Regions from separate parts of the Homo sapiens genome. Here regions 2 and 3 are each linked to region 1. Evidence: chromatin contacts called from ENCODE Hi-C or POLR2A ChIA-PET data. All regions are on one chromosome and are shown on one strand. Each heading gives the region's core, a stretch centred on a gene start or an enhancer-like site at or near the end of the contact. The rest is flanking DNA. Distances are from core to core; before and after follow the strand shown.

What was found. Hi-C counts contacts between places; a loop is a spot of excess contacts on that map. ChIA-PET counts read pairs that join two places held with the same protein, here RNA polymerase II (POLR2A). Pooled maps may share reads with other maps.
Region 2: a loop to region 1 is called in a map of transverse colon, with 2.9 times the contacts of the local background. The contact joins two enhancer-like sites. A Hi-C loop is called at or near these places in 7 of 168 maps with a recorded cell type or tissue (CD4-positive, alpha-beta T cell, esophagus squamous epithelium, lower leg skin and 4 more) and 1 of 50 pooled maps.
Region 3: a loop to region 1 is called in a map with no recorded cell type, with 2.2 times the contacts of the local background. The contact joins the promoter of LINC01742 here to the enhancer-like site in region 1. A Hi-C loop is called at or near these places in 2 of 168 maps with a recorded cell type or tissue (aorta and heart left ventricle), 2 of 37 single-sample maps with no recorded cell type and 4 of 50 pooled maps. POLR2A ChIA-PET finds 5 or more read pairs at or near these places in 3 of 52 experiments (B cell, K562 and MCF 10A).

Annotation. Positions count from the first base shown.
Region 1 is chr20:57,656,020-57,659,118 of GRCh38, reverse strand. The region is part of intron 2 of PMEPA1 (prostate transmembrane protein, androgen induced 1); the gene reads left to right. Among named protein-coding and RNA genes, the nearest start is that of ZBP1, 37 kb to the right of the region's middle. RefSeq lists an enhancer at 1,254-1,383. Within about 2 kb of position 1,403, at least 12 of the 41 ENCODE cell types and tissues checked have a DNase peak (open chromatin) inside an H3K27ac peak, as active enhancers do.
Region 2 is chr20:58,100,960-58,104,058 of GRCh38, reverse strand. No RefSeq gene overlaps it. Among named protein-coding and RNA genes, the nearest start is that of CIMIP1, 48 kb to the left of the region's middle. Within about 2 kb of position 1,683, at least 2 of the 41 ENCODE cell types and tissues checked have a DNase peak (open chromatin) inside an H3K27ac peak, as active enhancers do.
Region 3 is chr20:58,002,297-58,005,395 of GRCh38, reverse strand. It overlaps LINC01742 (long intergenic non-protein coding RNA 1742), which reads right to left and starts at 1,492. Exons shown (of 2, transcript NR_147083.1): 1 at 1,329-1,492; 2 at 748-1,211.

The sequences.
Region 1 (3,099 bases), core at 154-2,653:
GCCTCTGCGAGGAACCCTCGGCTAGGGAGGCAGGGCTGGGCTCACAAGCAGCGCAAGCTGACCCCCGTCTTGACCCACATCTCTCGAGGCTGAGTGGAGACAGACCTAGAGAGATGAGGCTGAAAGCAGGGAGGCACCTGGGGCAGGCAGCACAGGAAGGCATTCTGGGTCCACACAGAGGCCTGACACAACAGGATGGTGGAGACGAGGGGCCGGCATTTGGCTCTTACCCACCGGGGTAGTGGTGGGAAAGGTGCCTGCAGTCCTGCAGCCCTGACCCAGACGGAAGGGAGGTGGCGGCCCTGCCCTCGTGCCCGTGCTATGCTGACATCTGGTCATGTGGTCACAATGCCTTGGAGAGCCATAGAGGCAACAGGACACCAGGTCCCGGGGCCTAAGTTTAATCCCATCTCCACCAGTACTGGCCACGTGCCCTCAGACCTGTCCCTGATCTACAAAATGGGGCTTCAGATCCCCCATTTGTAAAATGGGCTGACAGTCACATCCACCTCCCCAGAGATTCAGGGCTTTAGCACAGAGCACGGGTCTGGTCATTACTGGCTATAAAAGCACTTCCATCCATCCATCCATCCACCTGACAGATCTCTACCCAGCACACACACGGGGTATGCAAAATTCCCCCTGCGTTTGGGAAGTGGCTGTGAGCCAGTCCCAGGGGGTGCTGCTGGTGAGTTGGATGGGCGCAGACAGGAGCAGGTGCACGGATGAAGGAAGCCGAGGGCCGTGGCCAGGAAGTTGGGGCGAGCTGCTCTTGAGGCCGTGCTGTGCAGGACCAGGTGAAGTGGGCGCGGGAGTGTGAGGAGGACAGAGCCCTGCAGGAGGGACCCCGCTCTCCATTACAGTCCTGGGTGTTGATCTCTCAGAGTTGTGAGCATTGGTGGGTGTTCTGGAAACCCCAAGAATTTCCCTTTCGAATCTCCACAAAGTCAGGGGCAAACAGGGCAGATCTGGGTCGGTGGGAACTTGCCCGCCTCTGACGGTGAACTCCCGGCTCCATGTCGGCCGCCTGAAGCCCGGCTGTTCGGTATCCTTCAGCAGGTGGACCAAAGGGCGGCACAGAGTTAATCTCTTAATGGCTTCCATCTCTGCACCCAGGATGTGTAACTCAACCACGTGGGGCAGGAAGCGGCTGTTTAAAGAGCAGGCTGGGAACTGTGGGGAGGAGGTGGCACGTGGCCAGCCCTGGGGCTGCGGCACGTCTCTGAGCCGGGGCTCACCAGGTGTGGGGAGGACTCACAGAACAGGCAGCACTGAGTGTGGCCTCCCCACTTCTGGGGACGCCTGGGGTTGGTGGTGGCGCCCAGAGTCCCTGGGCTGAGCCAAGTCAGCTGAGAAGCCTGTTGGCCACAGTCCCTAGCCGGAAGGCCTGTCCCTGGCAGGTCTGGACACCTCTGCTTGCATCAGGCCCCAGCCTCAGTGCGTCACCAGGTTGCCAGGGCAAGGAGCATCAGCCCTGGGACCTCTGATGGGAATGCCTGGCCCACAGACCCGGGGCCCACTGTGCGTCCCAGCACGCTGTCCGGAGGGCGTGCTGCAGACCTGCTGCTCTCAAGCCCCGACGTGTTTATTTGCTGTTGCTACCACTCCAGCAACAAGCACTGGTTACGTCTGCCCAGGGATGCCATCAGGGACTTCAGGGGTTCACCCCACTTTCCAGAGGAGAAACTGGGGATGAGAGAGGTGGAACATTTGCCGGAGGCCACACTGCTTGTCACTGCCGGTGTGAAGAGCCCACAGCCTATTCCGTCCTCCCTCAAGTGCTGGGGAGAGTGACGGTGCCTGGACATTCCAGAAGGCACCAGCCCTGGAGGGGCACTAACTCCAGGCTGGACTCACCTTGCCCCTCGGAGCCTCAGTGTGTGCATCTCCACAGTGGGTTGAAGCTAGGCCTGTGCGGCCCGTGGTCATGGGGAGGATGCAGTTAGTGGAGAGTGTACCGTACCCAGAGGCCGACTGCAGGGGCTTCACTGTTGTGGAGCAGGAGACGGCACCTGGGATCCTGCTGCCAGGAAGGGGTAGGATTCCGTCACACCTTCGGCCAATAGAAAGTCTCCTCCCACTGTCTACCCAGCCGCCTGCACAGCCGCCCGGGATGCCTGGCTGGGTAAACGTGGAGCCTCACTAGGCCTAAAGCAGAATGTGGCAGCTCCCCTGGGGACCCCCTGCCAGACAGGAGTCCCTGGGCCCCGCGGCCTTCCATAGAGATCCACATACAGCTCTTATCTGTCCCGGGCCCAGTCTACATCCCCCCAGCCCATCCATGCTCTGCCCCTGGCATGGCTATCCGACCATGGCCCCTTTTCAGGGTGACCCTGGGGGTCCCCTCTTGCCTGTATGGAGACAAGAGCTCGTGCCTCACCCACCTGCCTCACCATCTCAGGTAAGACCCTGAGCTCTGAGGTCTTTTCTCGGCCTTGTCACCTCCTTGTTGTGTGACACTGGGCAAGGATCTGCCCTCTGAGGGTGAGGCTCCAGTGCAGGCAAGCCCCTCGACCAGGGATGGCACTTCCACCCTGGCGCTGCTCCGAGGGTATTCGGGACATGATGCAGAACGTCACTGCAGTGACCGCCCAGCCACGGAGTGGCGCAGACTTCAGGTTTACCCAGAAAGGCAATCCCAGTCTTTGTGCCCAAGGCCTGCTCAGACTAGGAACTCAGGCCTTGGATGGGGTGACCCTTTGTCCTCTTTATCCCCCAATCAGTCCTCAGTGTGGGTCTCCTGCTCCCGAGAGAACCCAGCCCACCAAGGGCCCATTTCCCAGGGGCAGGGACAAGACTGTGGCCAGGCCAATGTGCGACAATCTGCCAGCAGCGGGAGCCAAAGACCTAGCGTCCACTCCCATGGCCTCAGGAGATACCGAATTCCCCCAGGCCCCTTGTGCTGGGCTGTGGGGGAATTCAGTATCTCCTGAGGACATGGGAGGTACCGAATTTTTTAGGAACATCTCTTTATTCTTTAGAAACATCTCTGAGTCCTCGAAGTTTGATAGAAGGCCATCCCGTCCCCTTGGATGTTCCTGGGGACTCCAGGGGAAGAATGGGCAGCTACGTTCTGGCCTCGTGGTGTTAAGACTCTGG
Region 2 (3,099 bases), core at 434-2,933, 440 kb before region 1:
ATAAGGCTTTGTCCCATGACCAACTGAGGTCGGATTCATCATGAATCCTAAGAGCTCATTCCAGAAGTGCCAGAAACGAACAGAGGTACAGAGTCTCTCTGAGTGCATGGTCACCGAAGAGCCTCCTCCTCCACTCTGGGAGGTGGGAAGCTTCATCCTCTTACCACCATCACCACCTTCATCATCGCTATATATATTTACATAAAGGAAGATCTATTAGGAGGGGTTGGATCATGCAATGATGAAGGCTCAGAAGTCCCACCATCTGCCGTGAATGACTCCAGCCTGATTCCGAAGGCCTGACCAGCAGGGGAGGCGGTGGTATAAACCTCAGCCCCAGGGCAGAAGGAGCCCATTGTCCCAGCTCAAGCAGGAAGGCAGGAAGAAAACAGGGCGGCTTTCTCATTCCTCCACCTTTTTGTTCTATTCAGTGGTTTGAATGATGCTCAGCTGCATGGGGAAGAGCCATCAACTTTACCTAGTCTACCAATTCAAATGCTCAGCTTATCTGGAAACACTCTCACAGACACACCGAGAATAACATTTGATCTGGGCAGCCCTGGGCAATTGGGTTGACCCATCCAGTTAACCATCACGAATCCTTTTTTCTTTCTGGAGGCAGGTCCAGAGTCCCCACTGATACTCCTGGCAAGCCCAGGCAGAAGCAGGTGTGCTTTTCAGGATGTGTCAACTGAAGACTGGGATTGTCCTGGACTCCCTCTTGGTCACATGCCACCCCTAGGTAGCCAGGGTTCTGGGAAGCTTGCCCACCCACTGAGTGGGGTGGAGGGACAGAGGAGCACACGCCAGCCCCACCCAGACCACGTAGACCAAAGGTCGGGGGGAGTGGGTCTCCACTAAGAAGACCAGGAAGTTGTTACCAGCGGGAAAATGGGAATGCAGCAAGCAAAACCAGATGTGCTTTGCATCCTTAAAGGGTTTTGAGTAGGTGAGGAAACCACTGAGTTTGCATTTTGGGTAGGATGACTCTGTGATTTCAAGTTACTTCAGATCATTAGGGGGTGCACCTTCTATTGGCTGAGCCCCTGAGGGCAGGTGCACCAGCTCATCCCTGACTCATGGTGGGGGCTCAGATGTTCTTTTTTGTGGTGGTGGTGGTGGTGGGTGGGAATGAATGGCTTCATCTTTGTGGCTCCATCTGTGACTGAGTCATCCATTCACCCTTTTCCCTGATCCCCACCTTTCAGCATCAGATAATATTGTAACTCTTCGGGTAGCTGTGTGGCAACAGTGGCTTGCCAACCATCACCGTGATTTATCCACTGCTGTGGGTTCCCTGGACAGACCCACAATTAAGAAGAGAAAGCGGCACAGCTAAATCTCTGCTGCCTGTGAAACAACATCTATTCCCACATTTTTTTTTTTAAATTTCTTGCCGCCTGTGAGCAGGGTTTATCTAAAGTGATTATAATGGGGTGGAGGGCGGTGAGATTCTTCTCTCGTGGAATGGTGCCATAGCGAGGCCAGCTGTCAAGGGGTTCAAATACTGGAGGCATTTTGCTAGGCCATGAAAATGCATGGAATCTGGAGATTCTTGAGCCAAAGAGAGCCCAGCTGTGGTCATTTGCCAATGACCTCAGGCACTTGGAGCATGCCTGGGCTGGACAGAGTGGCCTCTGCAGTTGTCAATCCAGGCTCTCCCAAAACACTGCCTGCAGCACACACTGTGTTGCCAAGTAACAGAGAACCACAAACTGAGAAGCTCATCCCTTTCTCCATTTGTCTTCTTCTTCTTTTTTTTTTTTTTTTTTGAGATGGAGCCTTGCTCTGTCGCCCAGGCTGCAGTGCAATGGTATGATCTTGGCTCACTGCAACCTCTGCCTCCTGGTTCCAGCGATTCTCCTGCCTCAGCCTCCCGAGTAGCTGGGACTACAGGCACCCACCACCAAGCCTGGCTAACTTTTGTATTTTTAGTAGAGACGGGGTTTCACCATGTCGGCCAGGCTGGTCTTGAACTCCTGACCTCAGGTGATCTGCCAGACTTGACCTCCCAAAGTGCTGGGATTACAGGCATGAGCCACCGTGCCTGGCCCCTTTTTCCATTCTTCAGAATCCCTCTAGTGATCTCAAAGAGAAAGTCTCGGCTTAGTGCTAATATGCCTTTAACCCCTAACATTGACCATCTCCATTGGCCACGAAAGCTCTGAGTATGGAGTTTATTTTGAAGTTGATTTGAACAGAGGGGGAGCTGGATGTGGCTCAGGACCATCAGTTGAGGATGTGCAACCAGGTGTAGAACAGTTTACTCTATTTATCTCCTGGGTATTTTCTGTGTATCAAAAGTGATGTTTCTTTTTCATTTAAGATAAGAATTTAAAATTTACCTTTAAATACATTTAGGGAACAAAGTGAGAGTTGATTGAAGGAACATACTAGCATGTGGGGCAGGAGGGAAGGATGGGTGCCATGCGGCCTTGCCTTTGGTTGCAGAGTGCAACACGTTGCCGGTAAGCACCCAGTGTGGCTCGGGGCCAGCAGGGCTGCGTCATCTGGGAGCTGGTTAGAAACGAAGACCCTCGGGGCCAGGCGCGGTGACTCACACTGGTAATCCCAGCACTTTGGGAGGCCGAGGCGGGCAGATCACGAAGTCAGGAGTTCAAGACCAGCCTGACCAACATGATGAAACCCCATCTCTACTAAAAATACAAAAATTAGCCAGGCGTGGTGGCACATGCCTGTAATCCCAGCTACTCAGGAGGCTGAGGCAGGAAAATCACTTGAACCTGGGAGGCAGAGGTTGCAGTGAGCTGAGATCGCGCCACTGCACTCAAGCCTGGGTGACAGAGTGAGACTTTGTCTCAAAATAAGTAGGTAAATAAATAAATAAATAAATACCCTCGGGCCCCAGCCCAGCCCAGCTGAGTCGGAACCTGCACTTTAACATGGTCCCTAGGTGGTTTGTGTGCCAATTAAAATTTGAAGTGCCCTGGTCCAGCACATTAGATGTGCGCTCCTGTCTCCTGGTAGGTGTCTTGAGGTCAGGGGCCCCACTTCTTAAGACCCAGAGCCCTACCAGTACTTTATTTAGCATAAAGTAAGTACCTAATCAATTTGGTTAACTGCTGCCTCCCAACCACT
Region 3 (3,099 bases), core at 243-2,742, 350 kb before region 1:
TTCATTCACACACTTGTATTAGACAAAACCAAGTCCCCTTGGCACCCAGTCTCAGAACTGGGTCACAGTCAAAGAAACAACAAGCTGAGGGTCAAAATAGTTGAACAGGAACTAATCTTTGCTGAAATCTCTCAAAAACACTCAAGGAGCTTTCATTTCTCTTCTCATGTGCATCAAAGCTCCTCCCATTCTCCGTCCCAGGGTTCTCAGCCCTGGCCTCATAGCACAGGATCACCTGGGAAGTTCCAGGCCCCACCCAGACAGATGAGGTGGGAGTCTCCAGGGTAGGGCTCAGGGTGCTTGTTTGGGAACCCTTGCACCCAGGTGATTCCAGTGCCCAGTCAGGTGTGAGCACCTCCATGACCCGCCCAGCCCATCTGTTCTCCTGACCCCCCAACCCTTGTGTTTGTCTTCATTCCCTTTCACTTCTACTTCTCTCCACCTCCCGCTTGCTCATTATCCTATTTTTAGGATGAGAGCCAGAAACGAGATGGCAAAGTCAGAGTTCTTGACAGGTAGAAGGAAGAGCAGAAGATATAGATTTGCCTGTTCATTTTTGGGGGCACACATTATTCAACCGACATTCTCTCAGGCTCATTACATGCCAGGCACTGTGGGGTCTGGAGAACCAAAGGTATTGAAAGAAAAGAGAAGGGAAAGGGCTTGTGGTTTAAGACAAGCAAGTAAAAGGCAGTTATGGCAAAAGTGATACAGAACATAAAAATGATGGCCAATACAATTCATACCTGAGGAGTAGCCATGTGCTGGCCTCTGTTCTAACTCAGTGACAAATCTCACAACAAAGTAGGACTAGGTAGAGAGACTGATGTTAATTTTATAGGTGATGAAACCAAGGAACGGATAGGTTACTCGTACGTTCAAGGTCACACAGCTGGCAAGAGCTGACATTCCAATCAGGGACATCTGGGTTCCAGAGTCTAGCCCTTATGCATGGTGCTGCCCTCAATAAAGGCTGTGGACCAGCAGAGATGGGCTATGAACCAGCCTGAGAAGGCACACTAGGGCACCAGGCGAGGCTTCCTGGAGGAGGTGGTGTCTGAGCTGAGTCTTGAGGTGTTGGATGTTCCATAAAGCTTCCTGCGTGCTTGTCACTCACCTCTACCTTCCAGGCTGTGCCTGGATGAGGCAGGGCATGCGAGGCAAGGGAAAGGAAGGTGGACACGTGACACACAGTGATGTTCCTTGGTTGACTTGAACAAGAGAAGGAGACATAACAAACTAACTTAACAACAACGAAAAAAGCGAAATTTGCTGGCACATACAACTTCAAACTTGGGCAGTTTGGTGGCCTTCGGGCACAGTCATACCTAGGGCCTTACTGCACAACAGTAGGACTTATTTTCCTCCTGACATCTCTTGGCTCTCCTTTTTGCTAGTTGGCTTCATGATCAGGCAGGATGAGTTCTAAGTGACAGCAGGGGTGGTCTCCAGCAGCCTTGAGCTTCCATGACCTTCATAGCTAAGAAGCCTAGAGAAAAAGATTACAATCATTTCTTACACAGAAGCCATTTTATTCCTCCACAGGACACTGGCCCTGCTTAGGTCATGTGACTGCTCCTCGGCCTATCTTGCTGTCCCAGGGCATGGACTACTCTGATTGGCCAGTGTGAGTCACATGCCCGACCCTGTAAAGGATTCAGGGCCAAGCTCTTGCAGACAGCTCCAGGTGGTGAAGGGCTTTCCTAAGAGGAAAAGACAGCAGGGATGCCAAACGAAGGGAGTCCCCAGAGCCCAGGGCCTCCAGGAGGCAGCGGTTCCCTTCTTCTGTAGTACAGGCACCCACCTGGATGTGGAAATGCTCCTCTGTCCCCCACCTCCCGAAGGGGCCAGGTACCTGCCTGCCAGGCCCGCTCCTCATGCCCCCTCCAGCCTCAGCCTGGGGTGTCCAGCGTGGGTACAGTCAGGAGGAGGAACGGAAAAAAGGACACAGACCGGCCATACGTTTACACGTATTTAAAACCAAACACAAACAATTCCTGATTGATTCCAGAAAATCACTGAAACTGCTAGAAAAAGAAGAAGGCAGGGTGATGGGACCCTTGAAAATGAAATGGAATTAATTGACTGTGGAACGGAGCACCATGAAATTAAAAATAATTTAATCTGAAGCTCATATACTGCGGTTGAGCTTTCTACTTAGCATTGGAGGAATATCTGATATGTGGGACCTCCACTGAACAGAGGATGTGGCGGGAGGGGGACAGGCTGGACCCTTGTGGCTCAGCCAGGTACCTGGGAGCTCAGTGATGGGTTGGGTCGAGAGCTGATTGGCCCCATCCCCATGGAGACAGACCTGCCAGGATGAGTGAGAAGGTCAGGATAAGGACAGGTTCAGGTAAGCAGACCCTGAACCAGCACCCAGAGCTCCTGGCAACCTGAATGACCCTAGGGAAATCTTGTCCCCTCTGAACCTCAGCCTTCTCATGTTGTAAATAAAGAGGTTGAGTGAAGGCAGTGTCGTCCAACGTGCGGCATACATATCATTGGCAAGATGATCTTAGGAGGCACACAAGGACTTTTTTTTTTTTTATACTTTAGGTTCTGGGTTGCATGTGCAGAATATGTAGGTTTGTTATATAGGTATACACGCGCCATGGTGGTTTTTGCTGCACCCATCAAGCTGTCATCTACATTAGGTGTTTCTCCTAATGCTATCCCTCCCCCAGCCCCCCACCCCCCTGACAGGCCCCGGTTGGTGATACCCCCCCCGCCCTGTGTCCCTGTGTTCTCATTGTTCAACTCCCACTTATGAGTGAGAACATGCGGTGTTTGGCTTTCTGTTCTTATGTCAGGTTGCTGGAATTTTTTAAAATTAATAATGATGTGTTTATCTTTACAGCCACCTTCTGGTTTTGATTTTCCCAACTACAACTGTGATATAAGGTTTTCTTTTAAAATCAATTTGCTTTTGTGAAAATCGTGAGTCAATTTAGAGAATAATTCTAAGTAAATTATAGTGTGGTGGGCAAAAGTCATGAAGGTGGTCCCTGCGTGACTGGCGTTTGGAAAATACCAGCTGGGTGTACTGGAATTTGGAGCAGGGAAAGGACGAGAACCTTGGTGTTGGGCCAGCTGGTG